2 separate regions of the Homo sapiens genome follow, and region 2 is linked to region 1. The links are chromatin loops, found by intact Hi-C in ENCODE. Cell type or tissue: tibial artery. All regions are shown on one strand.

Evidence for each region. Hi-C counts contacts between places; a loop is a spot of excess contacts. Peaks named below come from ENCODE experiments on the same cell type or tissue, not always from the same donor. Only the 100,000 strongest peaks of a DNase experiment are listed, where the experiment ranks them.
Region 2: a loop joins it to region 1, with 2.9 times the contacts of the local background. A loop is called at or near these places in 65 of 110 quality-filtered maps.

The regions. Positions count from the first base shown.
Region 1 is chr9:131,030,611-131,038,610 of GRCh38, forward strand. It overlaps LAMC3 (laminin subunit gamma 3), which reads left to right. Exons shown (of 28, transcript NM_006059.4): 3 at 1,435-1,565; 4 at 5,556-5,722. Among named protein-coding and RNA genes, the nearest start is that of LAMC3, 25 kb to the left of the region's middle. In tibial artery, no CTCF peak of the experiment used is centred here; no DNase peak of the experiment used is centred here; H3K27ac peaks cover 1,669 bases; H3K27me3 peaks cover 331 bases.
Region 2 is chr9:130,870,323-130,878,322 of GRCh38, forward strand. It overlaps ABL1 (ABL proto-oncogene 1, non-receptor tyrosine kinase), which reads left to right. Exons shown (of 11, transcript NM_005157.6): 5 at 1,807-1,891; 6 at 2,538-2,715; 7 at 4,546-4,730. Among named protein-coding and RNA genes, the nearest start is that of QRFP, 22 kb to the right of the region's middle. RefSeq lists an enhancer at 571-770. In tibial artery, no CTCF peak of the experiment used is centred here; no DNase peak of the experiment used is centred here; H3K27ac peaks cover 7,096 bases.

The sequences.
Region 1 (8,000 bases):
GGGTTAATAACAATACCTACTTCAGGGTTACCGTGAGGCCCGAGCCCTAACCATACAATATGTGTCAGTAGCCGCCGCACCTCCTGGCTCTGGTATCCAGTTGGTTTGAGTTCTCCAGGTGGCACTTTTTTCTGGAGAAGGAATCGCCACAGCGCGTTCAGCTCTGGACTGCGGGACTTCCCCACCCCAGGCCTCAGCTCCTTGTCCAGTAGCCGGCCCAGCAGCATCAGTACCTGGGCACTTGTGAGAAACGCAAGCTCCCCAGCTCCACCGCTGACCCCTGAATCAGAAGCTGCACTTTAACCAGATCCCTGAATGCACGCTGAGCTTTGGGAAGTGCATCCTGGGGTGATCCAGGCCTGCAAACTCAAGCACAAGCTTAGCTTGGTGCAGAGGCTCCCACTTTAGTGTTTGGGTGCTGGACCCCTCTCCCTGGCCAAGGCATCCTCTGGCAGAGGCCCTGGGTCCCCGGCAGTAGCTCCGGTTGCCGAGCTCTCGGGGAGCAGGAGGGCCGTCGGCCTGAGTCACGCTGGGGCAAAAAGATGGCCTGCCAGGAGCTCATTTTCTGCACTGATGGGCCTGATTGCTAAAGCAGGGGCTCCTGGGCGGAATCAAAACGCTGATTAATATTCAGCTGGAGCTGCTGCTGCTGCTCACAGCAGGCAGGTGAAAATGTCAGTCTTCACGTGGGTTTTCCCCGACTTCCCCTCCACGCTCTTCCATGGGGAAGCTGCTCATTCAGGGATCAGCAGGTATTTATCGAGTGCCTGCTAGGGCCAGGCAGAGCCCAGGGCCAGGGAAACAGTGAGAACAAGGGGCCACAAGTCCCTGCTCTCGTGGAAGAGATGTCACCTGAGGCAGGTGACCTGTCCACAGGAGCCTGACCCTCAGCATGTGAGGAGCCAAGAAACCCGGGGCCAGCTGCATGCCAGGCCCCACTGAGCAGGGGAGAAGGTTGCGGGGGCACACCGTCCCCCAGCTGTATCCCTGGAATGAGGTGCAGGAGCTGCTGGGAAAAGCCAGGTGACCTGCACAACCGGGTCTTCAGTGGGCTGCTTTGACCCCTGCCCGCCCAAACCTCAGCTGCTTCCTGACCACGGGCCCGACCTCACAGCCAGCACTGATACTTGCTACCCTCCCCCAGACATGTTTGTAGGGGAGGTGCTATTTTTGTTCCAATTCACAGATGGGAAAATGGAGGCTCTAAGACACTGAATGCAGTTGCACTAATCAGTAGCCTAGCACCCAGGTTGGGGTGACCCCCAAAGCACAGCCTCCTTATTTCTGCAGTGTTCTCAGAATTGGCCTGAGCTCGGCCTGTTCCTGTGTCCCAGGAGCTCCCGGGGCAGCCAGCTGGATCTGCCAGCAGAGCGATGGGGGTAAATACTAAATACTCAGGAACCTGCTGATGGCACCCTCTCCCCTCTGCCCCAGGAGTGGGTCACCAGCACCGAACTCCTCATCTCTCTAGACCGGCTCAACACGTTTGGGGACGACATCTTCAAGGACCCCAAGGTGCTCCAGTCCTACTATTATGCCGTGTCCGACTTCTCTGTGGGCGGCAGGTAGGAGGGAGGAGGGAGGCAGGGTGGCAGGGCTCCAGGACCCAAACCCGAGAGCGGAAGGTGGCTGCTGTGGGGTGGGGGGTGGGGGGGCACAGAAGCCAGGTGTGCCCCAGGGGAGAGGGAGGGAGCACCTGCCATTCGAGGCCCTGGGGGTCCACACCCAGCCCACCTCCTGCCGGGTCCCCTGCATCAGCTGATTTGCCATGTGCCAGACACTGGGTCTTGGTTCCCATTGTCCCCTCAGCCTGGAGGTTCCTTCCTTCCTCCCTCCCTCCCTCCCTTCCTCCCTTCGCTCTCGCTCTCTTTCTCTCGCTCTCGCTCTCTCTCACTCGCTCTCTCTCTCTTGCTCTCTCTCGCTGTCTCTCTCTCTTGCTCTCTCTCGCTCTCTCTCTTGCTCTCTCTCGCTTGCTCTCTTTCTCACTCGCTTTCTCTCTCTCTCTCTCTCTCTCACTCTCTCTTGCTCTCTCGCTCTCACTCACTCTCTCTCACTCTCTCTCGCTCTCTCTCTCTCTGAAGGAGTTTCGCTCTTGTTGCCCAGGCTGGAGTGCAGTGGTGCAATCTCAGCTCACTGCAACCTCTGCCTCCCAGGTTCAAGGTATTCACCTGTCTCAGCCTCCCAAGTAGCTGGGATTACAGGCATGCGCCACCACGCCCGGCTAATTTTGTATTTTTAGTAGAGATGGGGTTTCTCCATGTTGGTCAGGCTGGTCTTGAACTCCCAGCCTCAGGTGATCTGCCCGCCTTGGCCTCCCAAAGTGCTGGGATTACAGGCATGAGCCACGGCCCCCTTCCCCTTTCTAGTATAGGGGTGTTACTGGCCTAGAGAAAGGCGCTTCTCTCTGGCCCGTGGTCCTGGTCCTGGTCCTGGTCCTGGTCCTATGCGCCATTAGCACCCATCAGTGCTGTGGGCAGTTTGTTTCTCCTCCAACATCTGTCCCCTCCAGGAAGCAGGGGCTGCCTAGGAGGTAGAGGCCCATCTCTCACCTCAAGTCCCAAGGCCTGTCTCGCACATGGCCACCTGGCAGTGGGTGCCCAGGGAGGGCTGTGGGACGAGGGAGGCATGAACAGCTTCCACGTCAGTGTTTCTCAGGTTTCTTTGAAAGGAGAGAGGAAAACAGGTGCGTTCCTGCCCCAGTCACCTGGGGATGGCAGACATTGATCAGATTGCTCCCCAGTGAACACATCAGCCCGCTCCAGGATGACAAGGAAGGAGAGGAAAGGGAGAGCGTGTGCCTGGGGTCGGGGAGGACAGGAGCTGGTGCTGCAGATGGGACCCAAGAGTGGGAAGGCTGGGGTTGAGGACTAGGGGACGGCCAACGTGGCTGGGTGGAGGGCAGGCGGGTGGGCGTGGAGAGGTTGGCAGAGTGTCAGGGCCTGGGCGGGTTTAGCCTCACCCAGAAGTCAAGAGGAAGCTGTGGAAGGATTTGGTCAGGGTAGTAACAGAGTCAGATTTTTAAAACACCCCCAAACCCCTGACAGCCAAGTGGGGCAGATAGGAGGAGAGAGGAAGTCGAATGTCAGGAATCGAGGCGGGAGGCGGCAGCTTGGACCAGAGGGCTGGGGTGTGGGGCGCGTGGGTCTGAACGCGACTGAGGATGGAAACGCAGCTCTGTGTGTGAACCATGGGCCATGGGAGTGGGGAGCGGGGATGACACTGGACTCTGGGCCTCCACAGTTCAGAGGCGCTTGGGTGGCATTAGAGAGATGGAGAAGGGGGCGGCATGAGGCTCAAATGCCTGCTTTGGGTGTGTGAGCTCCAGAGAAGGCCAAGGCTCGTCACTGAGAGCCCCTGTGGCCATGAGGATCCCCCTGCTCCAACCTGCCCCCTTATGTGAGTCGGTGGGAGGAGCTCCCCGGGGAAGGCGGCCATGAGCTCCAGTGCCTCCTGTCAGGGGGCTTCGGGCCAGAGGACATCTGGGTTCCAGCTGCCAGAGCCAGACCACCCTCAGACCACAGCTGGCTGGGGCAGGCTGCTCATGGCAGGGGACAGGTGGCCCCAACAGCCTGTGTTCACAGTGGAGCCCGTGGAGTCTCACTCTCCTTTCCTGGGTCAGTGGGCTTCACAGGGCTGGTGTTTACAGCACCCCCTCCAAGGCAGGGGCAGTCCCTTGTGACTTCCCTGGTGACCACTGTCCCCAGGATTGCCTGGCGCCTGCCTCACCCCAAGAAACCCTGGGGTGCTGCCTGCCTAAACTGGGCCTTGCGTGGAAGCCGTGCTACGTGCCCTACCACACAGTGTGTCCGCTATCAGCTAAAGCACCTGGAGCCGCAACAGCGGTTGGTGATTCGTCAACATCCACAGAGGGCAGAGCGTGGAACGTGGCTTAAGGGAGCCACTGAGTGGCCACAGAGGAGTGTCCAGGAGCTCAGGGTCCACGTGGAGTCGATGAGGACGGGCTTCAGCTCCAGCTCAGCCACTTAGCATCTGTGAGTTCCAAGGCCTGAGCCTGATGCCTCATGTGTGGAATGGGGACGCTAATGTCCCTCCCACCTCTGGTGAGGCTCTAGGGAGAAGCTATTGCCTTGGCCAGGGGCAGAAGCCATGGCCTCTGAGCAGCTCAGGACAGGGACAGTGGTCGGGACAGGGACAATCACTCACAGGGTCAGGCTCTGCCGAGCATGCCGCGGGCTCCCAGGGCACCCCTGTTCCTGCCTGATTCCACCTGTCTCTTGATCCTGTGTGTGGAATGGGGCCACAGGCCGGGGCTGCTCTCAAAGACCCCGTATTTGTCCATTCTTGTACTGCTGTAAACACCTGAGATGATTATTTATTTATTTATTTATTTATTTTTGAGACAGAGTTTTGCTCTCGTTGCCCAGGCTGGAGTGCAATGGCACGATCTCGGCTCACTGCAACCTCTGCCTCTTGGGTCCAAGCAATTCTCCTGCTTCAGCCTCCTGAGTAGCTGGGATTATAGGCATGCGCTGCCACACCTGGCTATTTTTGTATTTTTAGTAGAGACTGGGTTTCTCCATGTTGGTCAGGCTGGTCTCCAACTCCTGACCTCAGGTGATCCGCCCACCTTGGCCTCCCAAAGTGCTGGGATTACAGGTGTGAGCCACCATGCCCAGCTGATGGTAATTTATTAAAAGAGGTTTAATTGGCTCACAGTTCCACAGGCTGTACAGGAATCATGGTGCTGGCATCTGCTTGGCTTCTGGGGAGGCCTCAGGAAACTTACAATCATGGCGGAAAGTGAAGAGGGATCAGGCACATCACATGGCCAGAGCAGGAGCAAGAGAGCAGGGGATGGGGTGGGGCTGACGGGTGGGTGCCACACGCTTCTAAACAACCAGATCTCATGAGAACTCACTCTACAGTACCACGGGGGAGGGTGCTAAACCATTCAGGAGAATTCAACCTGATGATCCAATCAGCTCCCACCAGGCCCCACCTCCAACATTGGGGATTGCAGTTTGACACATTTGGTGGGGACACAGATCCAAACCATATCCGAAGTGGACTCATGGGGGATTTGGAGTGACTCAGGAGCTGTCCCTGTTTGGGGTACCTTCTTTCCTGCCCTTTCGGACACAGTTGAGGGATAGCTGCTGGAGGCGGTTCCCTTTGCCTTCCACACCTATTGCTGGTGTGACTGCTGGCCCACTCTCCACTTGGGAGACTAAGGTGACTTCTTCCTGGGTCCCTCTCAGCCCCCAGGTGGGGCTCCTCCCAGGCAGAAGCTTTCTGTGCCAGGCACTTGCTAGCTGGTGGCTTTGGGCAGCTTCTCTGTGCCTCTCAGTTCACCCATCCATTCTATGGGGGTGGTAACAGGCTGGTGAAGATGGAATGGGTTTGTTCCAGAGCTCACCAGTACAGTCAGTTCTCTGTTACTGCTGCCCCCAGGGCACATAGTAGGTGTTCAGTGAGGGCCAAGATTGAGGGTGGAGTCTGGCTCACACCTGCAAACAGGGGCTACCTGGTGACTAACTCCTTGTCTGCCCTGCCGGCACCTGCGGGTCCCCTTCCTCCTCTGTGTCTTTTCCCAGGTGCAAGTGCAACGGGCATGCCAGCGAGTGCGGCCCCGACGTGGCAGGCCAGTTGGCCTGCCGGTGCCAGCACAACACCACCGGCACAGACTGTGAGCGCTGCCTGCCCTTCTTCCAGGACCGCCCGTGGGCCCGGGGCACCGCCGAGGCTGCCCACGAGTGTCTGCGTGAGTGTCTGAGTGTCACAGGGCATCAGGGACCCGAGGCTGGTGTTGCAGGCGGGGAAAGGAACTCCCCAAAACGTCGTGGTGGGGGCTGCTCCTGGGTACGCCCCGGGGGCAGCTCGGGGTCTCTGTGCTGCTGCAGAGATAAGGACGAGCAGAAGGGGAGCCTGGGGAGGGGGTGCATTTAAGCCTCAGTCTCTCCTCCACTAAGTAGCTTCCCTGGACCAACTCTACCCATGCAGAGGCGCCTGTGGTGGGAGGGCCGGAAGGTCCCCGACTTGCTTCTTTGTGTTAACCGCTCCCACCCCAGCTGCTAATCGGAACCAGGCTACCCAACAAGCAAGGGGGTGCTGATGGCCCACCCAGCCTCTCCCACGGGCCCCCAGGCAGCCCTTTGGTGTCCCAGCCCCCATGTGATGTGGCTTTGACCACCTAACCTCAGAGAAGCGCTGGAGAGAGGATGATGCCATCATGTCTTCTCCAGGGACACAGGCCAAGAGCAGGGACCCACTGACTTCCCTTCTGGCTGGGGCACTGGCTGCAAGCCCCACCCTGTCCCCAGACAGCCTGGTTTCCTCCAGGCTCTCCATGCACAGCCGCCGTTGCTGGGGGCCAGATCCCAGCTGGTGCTGGTGCTGCTGGCAGGAGACACATCTTCACTCACAGGCTCGCTGGGCGGGCAGCTTGGCCTCTGGACCCCGCTGTCCTCTTGGGCCTGGGCCACTGGCGACCAGAACTGGGGCTGGGCCGGGGGCGGCTTGTTCTGAGGGTGGGGCACTGTCTGCAGGAGCTGCCCTCGCTGGCCTGCCTCCACCAGAGAGTCCTGGGGCCAAGGAAGCTGTGCTGGCTGGCTTCCACTGTCCCAGCCTGCTGCTGTCTCCATGGTGGGGACACAGAGGCCAGACTGCTTCTACCATGTCCTCAGCTCCATGGTCACGTCTGTCTCTCAGTCAGCAGCCTGGGAGCCAGGGTTTCAGGCTTGACCCTTCATCCCCACCCTCACCCGCAGCTGAGACAGCCCCGAGCCCTGAATTCCGCCTCATCCACATCGCTCCAGTCTGTCTAACTTCTGTCCATTGCAGCCGATGCCTTGGGCCTGGCCCTGCCTCCTCTCCCTGCACACCCGAAGCTTCCTCTTCCCTGCTCTCCCTGTTCCCAGCCCTCCCCTAACTGCAGCTAAGGCTCTTTTCTTGAAACACGGCCTCACTCTGTCACCCAGGCTGGAGTGCAGTGGCCCAATCATAGCTCACTGCAGCCTCGAATTCCTGGGTGCGTGTTCCTCCTACCTCAGCCACTAGAGTAGCTGAGACTACAGGCACATACATCACCATGCCAAGCAATGTTTTATAGAGCTCGGCTCTCACTGTTGCCCAGGCTGGTCTTTACACTCCTAGGCTCAAGCAGTCCTCCTACCTTACCTTCCAAAGTGCTGGGATCACAGGCGTGAGCCATGGCACTGGGCCAAGACTTTCTAAAGGACAAATTTAGTAACATCTATTCCCTGCTTAAACCTTCCCACGGCTCCCCCTTTGCTCCCAGCTAACGTCCACTGACCACGGCAGCCCAGCCTCCCTGGAGCAAGCTCTGCTAGCCTCTGACTTCACAACTGCCCCTGCACTGCAGGCCCCCCACTGCACAAAGTCCTTCCTTCCCTGCCATCACACGACATGCCGTCTGCAGCCAGCCTCATGGCACACCCGCACCAGGCCACGCGTCTGTCTCTGCATGTGGGGTATCCCCTGGGCTTTCGCCTCCTGTCTGCGACGCCCTTCCCGCCCCCTCTTCCTCTGCCTGGCCTATTCCTCACTGCTCAGCCTTCAGATTCAGCGCGGCCATGACTTCCTCTCGGAAGCCTTGTCCCACCACCCCAGCACAGCTGCAGGGGCCCCTTCTTTCGGCTCCCAAAGCCCCCAGCCTCTCCTGTCTCAGCCCTGCACCTGCAGGGGGTTTGCTTGCTTGCCGTCTGGGCTGTGGGCAGCACGAGGGCGGCAGGTGTAAATGGGTCCGCACCTTTCATGGATCCACCCCTGAGCTCACTCTGGGAGCCAAGACAGAGCCAGTCCTGCACACAGACTTTTAAAAATGATTTAATGGGGGAAATGAAAGGTGACTTGTGCTTTCTGTACCCCTGAGTGACCTCACACAATAGTGAGAGTCACACTATTATGGCTTGGAGGACCTCCAGGAGATTTTGGAGAGAGCCAAGCTGCCACTCCAGAAGGCAGCCAGCCTCTGATCGGTGCCCATCTATCTGGGTGTATATCCTTGTTGCCTGGGATGG
Region 2 (8,000 bases), 160 kb before region 1:
TGGGTCTTTTAGAAGAGGGTCAGTAGCTATAAAAGCAAATGATATTTATGAAATGATTTCATTGTATGTGGTTTATTATGTAGTCTTCAAAACAGAAAAACCCCACTTGCTTCGAAAGCTTCCTTTGAGAGCTACTTTTTAACCATATTGTTGATCAAGCAAGATTCTTAAAGCCCCAGTCCTATACGTGAGCAGCATTGAATCCCCGGATACTGGCAGGCGTTCACTGTCCAGCCTTTGACATTAGCATGTCACCCTGGTAAATCAGAGCACTCCATGCCAAAAAACAGCATGGTCTGCTGAGCACATTAAGGAGCAGAGAGGGCTCAGAAGAATTAAACGGCCAATGGGGTGGTGACAGAGGTGAGCTCTTTCCCCCTCGGACAGCTTGGCATGGTGACTACCAATGAGGTTTAATTGACATTAAGAGCAGCTCACCATTTTTAAAGAGCGATAAATTGTTTCCAAGTTTCAGCCTCACGGAGCCCTGAGCTAAGAGATAATGGGCTGACACATAGCCTCATTGGTCACGCTTCACTTGTAAACAGGATTGGCCAAAGCAAGAAGGCTGTAAGTAAAGGTTGGCCCGTCCTCTGGAAGCCTCCCCCACAGCAGGGTGGGGAACTGGGGCAGCCATAGCAAGCAGGACCATCAGGACACGGTGTCTCCCAAACGGGCCGGAACATACAAGGTTCTACGTTTAATAGAAAGTTGATCAAGCCTTCCTCTTTGGGGAGCCTAATTTTTAAGCCATTCACTCTCTGTTCCCCTGCAGTCTTTTCTCTCCAAACTCTGTTGAAACTTGGAGGCATCTCGCTTCCTCCTTTGGCCTTTGTAGCCAGGTTTTCGCAGCAAACAGACCATATCATTTAACACCCACCTGCTTCTTGTTCTGATAGTCAGTTCAGTAGACAGTAGCATTTTTTAAGTCAAAAAGAGGCTTAGTGATGTAGGCCAAGGTCAAGGCTCTGTGTCATGGGGCTCTCCCCAGGGCTCAGTGCCACGGCACTTCAGACTTGACCCCAGACTGAAAAGATGAGAGGACCTGTAGAAGTCACGGCCTGTCTGTCCCGGGCCCATGCTCCTATCTTTTTCTCCCCCTTGGCATTTAGATACCATGGACTTGTTAAAATGTGACATGTACTGATGATCCTTATGAATTTGTTGGTAGGGGAGCTGCTGGTGAGGATTATTTTAGACTGTGAGTAATTGACCTGACAGACAGTGATGACTGCTTCATTAAGAGCCCACGACCACGTGCCAGAATAGTTCAGCATCCTCTGTTGCTACTGTACTTTGAGACATCGTTCTTCTTTGTGATGCAATACCTCTTTCTTGTCATGAGGGTCTCTTCCCTTAAATCAGGTACATTTCAGATTCTTCAGGTGATGTTTTTTAGGCTGAGTGTGTTAGCACCCCTTGGAAACCAGGTTCCCTGGGGAAAGTGTGTCACGTTTGTGGTGTTTGCCCGTATAGCTCTCCCACACCCCCACGAGCTCCAAGAGGTGGGGAAGCACATGTGGCCTGCCTAGCAGGCACCAGAAGCAGGTTGTCGGCACATGCAAGCCAGCTTTGCCCTGTTGCCTGGGGGAGAATTGAAAAGTTTGGCCCCAAAGGGGAAAATTCTTTCTGCCATCAAGTTGCTGGTCAGCTGTCATGGAACCTGTCTGCAGCAATGTGGCTGTCACAAAACGCAGCCCAGGACGAGTATGCGCTGAAGCTCCATTTTGCATTAACTAGTCAAGTACTTACCCACTGAAAAGCACTTCCTGAAATAATTTCACCTTCGTTTTTTTCCTTCTGCAGGAGGACACCATGGAGGTGGAAGAGTTCTTGAAAGAAGCTGCAGTCATGAAAGAGATCAAACACCCTAACCTGGTGCAGCTCCTTGGTGAGTAAGCCCGGGGCTCTGAAGAGAGGGTCTCGCGCCGCACCCCCAGGGTGACACAGGCGCTGGGGAAGACGCACGGGCGGCTCACTGCACAAAACCTCGTTGGAATATTTGTGCTCTGCCGACGTTCAGCCGCGGGTAAAATGAGGCCTGTATGGGATGGGTGTGTGCGTGTGTGCACATATGCACATGTATGTATGAGAGGGAGAATGTGATTATTTTAAGTGGATACCTAAAAGCAGTCAAATGCAAATCTGAAATTAGTTTCTGAAACTTGGGCATTTTCCAGAGTTTTCTCACTGAAGTGATTCTGTAAGTAGACACATAACCATCAGACCTAACCATTCAGGGGTAAACTGACGGTGGTGAAGGTCATTTGAGGTGGGGCCAGGTCTGCGTCTGAATTCTGTGGCAGCCTCTCCCTGCGTAAATTCAAGTTCACTGGCTTGAGAAGAAGAAAAGAGCCTGGCCATGTCCCTCCCACACGAGCACAGTCTCAGGATGCAGGTGCTTGGGACCATGTTGGAAGTTGGGCCCAGGACTGAGGAGCAGAGTCAGAATCCTTCAGAAGGCTTTTTCTTTAGACAGTTGTTTGTTCAGTTGGGAGCGGAGCCACGTGTTGAAGTCCTCGTTGTCTTGTTGGCAGGGGTCTGCACCCGGGAGCCCCCGTTCTATATCATCACTGAGTTCATGACCTACGGGAACCTCCTGGACTACCTGAGGGAGTGCAACCGGCAGGAGGTGAACGCCGTGGTGCTGCTGTACATGGCCACTCAGATCTCGTCAGCCATGGAGTACCTGGAGAAGAAAAACTTCATCCACAGGTAGGGGCCTGGCCAGGCAGCCTGCGCCATGGAGTCACAGGGCGTGGAGCCGGGCAGCCTTTTACAAAAAGCCCCAGCCTAGGAGGTCTCAGGGCGCAGCTTCTAACCTCAGTGCTGGCAACACATTGGACCTTGGAACAAAGGCAAACACTAGGCTCCTGGCAAAGCCAGCTTTGGGCATGCATCCAGGGCTAAATTCAGCCAGGCCTAGACTCTGGACCAGTGGAGCAGCTAATCCCCGGAGTAAGGAATATTTCATTTTTGAACCATTTTGGGCTAAGTGGAATATTAAATGAAGTTCATAAAAGGCGTCCTTCCTAATAATCACAGTCCCCTCTGAAAGAGAGTACTCATTGTTCCTCCGGGGCCAGCGCCCAGCAGTAATGGCCTCTTCCTGGGAGCCGCTGGCATTGCTTTTACGCAAACTCATGGGAACAACCAGTACATGGCTTTTGTTTTTTAGTGTGTGTGTCTTTTTTTCCTGCTTTCTCTTTATTATCTTTTCATTCTCCACTTAACTTGCTGTCCTCTGATTCAGGGATGTTTCCACAATTGTCAGAATTGTGTATGTGGAGGTCTAAATTAAGTGTCTTTGCTGTTTTAAACCCTGAAGTGTTTTGACCTTCAAATGTGCCACAATTATCTTGGTCTTCAAATTCTTTGCTGGTGGAAATGGCTTCCCAGCAAAGCGACGGCCTGTGCAGGACAGAGCCTGATGGGCTTTGCTGGCGTCTTTTATACGAGATGTTCTCCACACCACCACTGTGACCTTTCCTACCCAATTAGCTCAAGTATGAAACCTCTACATGAGATTTCATAGCAAGGAATAAGGGTAGCATGTGTGAAATGCTGGCGGCTCCTTGTAAGACAGATTTTCTATGCTCCATGAGAGCCTGATCCAGATACTCCTGGCTTTCAGGAAAGTGAATCCTCTGATGCTGCAAATTGAGATTGCTTGACTTCTGGTTTGCCTGGCACGGCCGGGTCCGTTCCTTCTTCATTCAAGCGAACTTAAAATGCTTTATCAAAATCCTCTTAGGCACAACTCTTCTGTATTTAATTTCACTCTTGTTGCTGACGATCAGGCTATCTCACGCAGCCATCACCTCAAGCTGCTGCCCCCTCTCATTCCGCTCTTCCCGTTTGCCTTGTGATTTCATGGTTAATGTTCATGAACCAAAGATTAGACTCCTACCTCCCTGGGAGAATCAGGAAGTGAGAGGAAGCAGATTATACAGGAGAGAGTTTTTTAGGATACATTTGGGTACACCTCAGGAAGAAAGAGGGAAGTAGGAAACACAGTTTGGGTAAAGAATGCCATGGGCTTTGTTTTATTTTGTCCCATCAAGTCTGAATAGGACAAGTGGAGATGCACTCTGATAGAAGTTTCTTGCAATCAAGGACTGGGCTCAGTGTTTGTCTCCGTGCCTGGCATAGAGTAGCAATAACTGCACTTACTATTCTCGACACTTCAATCAAAGCACTTAGCATATTAATTAATTACACTCACAGCAACCCTAAGAGGTAGGTGCCATTATTATCGTCTTCATTTTACGGATGAGGTAACTGAGTCCCAGGGTAATTAACTTGCTCCAGGTCATGAGGCCAGGGAGCCCGCTCCCAGCACCAGCCTCTCCCCATGTTGGGATCTCAGGGTGTGTTTGCTGAGAGGCTGGCACTGTGTTAATTGCCGTGGGCATTAATACAAACTTCCAGGGCATTGGACTCAATCTTTCCATTGTCAGCATTGCACCTTTGCTCAGCAGTGGTGGATTTGTGAAGTGGAAGGTTGGCCAGGAGCTCTCATGGGTGAACATTTTCCTTTCTTAGAGATCTTGCTGCCCGAAACTGCCTGGTAGGGGAGAACCACTTGGTGAAGGTAGCTGATTTTGGCCTGAGCAGGTTGATGACAGGGGACACCTACACAGCCCATGCTGGAGCCAAGTTCCCCATCAAATGGACTGCACCCGAGAGCCTGGCCTACAACAAGTTCTCCATCAAGTCCGACGTCTGGGGTAAGGGCTGCTGCTGCACTGAAGTGGTCCTTCCTGACTACAGGAGGGTTTTTTTCTGCCTCTTTCTTGCTCTTCCCTTTCTTTTCTTCCTTTCTTTTTGTTTTTTTGAGACGGAGTCTCACTCTGTCACCCAGGCTGGAGTGCAGTGGTGCAATCTTGGCTCATTGCAGCCTCTCCCTCCCGGGTTCAAGCGATTCTCCTGTCTCAGCATCTTGAGTAGCTGGGATTATAGGCACCCGCCACCACACCCAGCTAATTTTTGGTATTTTTAGTAGAGATGGGGTTTCACCATGTTGGCCAGGCTGGTCTAGAACTCCTGACCTCAGGTGATCTGCCTGCCTTGGCCTCCCAAAGTGCTGGGATTACAGGTGTGAGCCACTGTGCACAGCCACCCTTTTTTTTTTTTTTTTAACTGTGTATTTGGCCTGAGGTCCAAATATGGTGCACAGTGTATCTGCTGATCTGTTAAGTCTCCTCTATAAGCCCCCTCTCCATGTCTTTATTTCCCTTGCTGTTTATTGAAGAAACCATCCTTAGAGTTTCGTACGTTCTGGGTTTTGCTCATTGTCTCCCATGGTGTGATTTAATATGTTCCTCTGACTTCAGTATTCCTAGTAATGGGTGGCTGGATCTGGAACGGCCTCATCACATTCAGGTTTGACTGTTTCTCTTTTAGTAAGAGTGGATCAGGGGAGATGGTGTGCCCTTCCATCAGTAGATACAAAATGCTTCATTTATTTCCTTCCTTCCTTTCCTCCCCTCTCCCTCCCCTCCTCTCTTCTCCTTCTCCTTCCGACGGAGTTTCGCTCTTGTTGCCCAGGCTGGAGTGCAGTGGCACGATCTTGGCTCACTGCAACCTCTGCCTTCTGGTTTCAAGCGATTCTCCTGCCTCAGCCTCCTGAGTAGCTGGGATTATAGGCGCATGCCACCACCCCCGGCTAATTTTTGTATTTTTAGTAGAGACGGGGTTTTACCATGTTGGCCAGGATGGTCTCCAACTCCTGACTTCGTGATCCACCCACCTCGGCCTCCCAAAGTGCTGGGATTACAGGCGTGAGCCACCACGCCTGGCCCCAAAATGCTTGATTTGCTATCGTTTTTTTGTGGGGGTTTTTTTTTGAGTAATTTTTGGCAGTTACTGATATACAGTGCCTAGATCCAATAGTTTGCTAGGTATTGCCAGGTAGGAATTCTCTAATTCTGTCATTCCTGTTAAGTTACTAGTGGAAACTTGTATGAGGAGAAACAGTTCCTCATCTGTGTGGTTACTCAGTGGTACAGTTCATGTAGGAAGAGCAGGGTCAATTCTTGCTTCTTTGTTTTTATTTACCAGTTTTTAAAATAACAAATTACTTTTTCTTTTTTTTTTTTGGAGCCAGAGTCTTGCTTTTTCTGGGGTACAAAGTACAGGCTGGAGTTCAGTAGCATGATCTCGGCTCACTGCAACCTCCGCCTACCAGATTCAAGCAATTCTTCTGCCTCAGCCTCCCAAGTAGCTGGGATTACAGGTGCCTGCCACCACGCCTGGCTAAATTTTTTTGTATTTTTAGTAAAGATGGGGTTTCACCATGTTGCCCAGGCTGGCCTTGAACTTCTGAGCTCAGGCAGTCCACCTGCCTTGGCCTCCCAAAGTGCTGGGATTACAGGCGTGAGCCACCATGCCCTGCCACAAGTTGGTTTCTTTTTTTTTTTTTTTTTTTTTTTGAGACAGTCTCACTCTGTCGCCCAGGCTGGAGTGCAGTGGCATGATCTCAGCTCACTGCAAGCTCCGCCTTCCGGGTTCACGTCATTCTCCTGCCTCAGCCTCCCGAGTAGCTGAGACTATAGGCGCCCGCCGCCACACTCGGCCAATTTTTTTTCTATTTTTGTAGAGACGGGGTTTCACTGCGTTAGCCAGGATGGTCTCGATCTCCGGACTTCGTGATCCGCCCACCTTGGCCTCCCAAAGTGCACAAGTTAGTTTCTTAATACCCTTCAGTGGTGGCCAATTAGGTTTTTGCTGTCATTGGTGGTATTATGAACTCTCAGATTTATATATATCTGATGTGTTTCAGTCCACTGCGGTTATTTTCCCTGTTGATATTCAGATTGTCTCGTCTTTGGCCAGTGGGAACTTCACATTAGCTCCTAGTCATTTTGACATTAACTTTGTAGTTTTCCATGACGTCCGCGCCCTCAAATGACAAGCTATTGCAGGTTCATTCTGTGCCCCAGGCCTGAATCACCCATTTCTCTAAGGAATCTTATCCTTTAATGGGAAATGGAATTTTAAGGCAATAATCTCAGATTTCAAAACTTTCAAAGATTTCATAAGATTTTTATGAAATGTTTAGAGTTAGAAGGGGCTTTGGAGATAGTCTTGTGCACCCAGAAAGCAGTGGTGGCCGGTTAGGCACAGAGCTGGTTGGTCACAGAGCTAAGAGTTAACATGGCCAGCTGACTTCCGGCGCCAGGTTCCTTCTACCACATATCCCAGCAAGATGGTCACATTACCTAAAAGACCCCACAGGGTCTGAAACTCATCATCTGCCCTCCTCTAGCATGTTTGTGGGGTAAGTTTACTGAGTCTTGTTCTGTCCTGGTCTCCTTTTTTTTTTTTTATTTTTGAGACGGGGTCTTGCTCTGTCGCCCAGGCTGGCGTGCAGTGGAGCAATATCAGCTCACTACAACCTCCGTCTCCTGGGTTCAAGCAATTCTCCTGCCTCAGCCTCCAAAGTAGCCAGGACTACTGGCGTACACCACCACACCTGGCTAAATTTTTTTTTTTTTTTTGAGATGGAGTCTCGCTCTGTCACCCAGCCTGGAGTGCAGTGGCGCGATCTTGATCTTGGCTCACTGCAAGCTCCACCTCCTGGGTTCACACCATTCTCCTGCCTCAGCCTCCCGAGTAGCTGGGACTATAGGCATCTACCACCACGCCCGGCTAATTTTTTTGTATTTTTAGTAGAGACAGGGTTTCACCATGTTAGCCAGGATGGTCTCAATCTCCTGACCTCGTGATCCGCCCGCCTCGGCCTCCCAAAGTGCTGGGATTACAGGTGTGAGCCACCGTGCCCGGCCCCTAATTTTTGTATTTTTAGTAGAGATGGGGTTTCGCCATGTTGGCCAGGGTGGTCTTGAATTCCTGACCTCAAATAATCCTCCCACTTCAGCCTCCCAAAGTGCTGGGATTACAGGCGTGAGCCACCGCACCCAGCCTTGTCCTGGTCTTCTGATGATAAAGAGCCTGGTAAAATGTCAGAGCCTGGGCTGCTGCTGGGGCCATCCCTT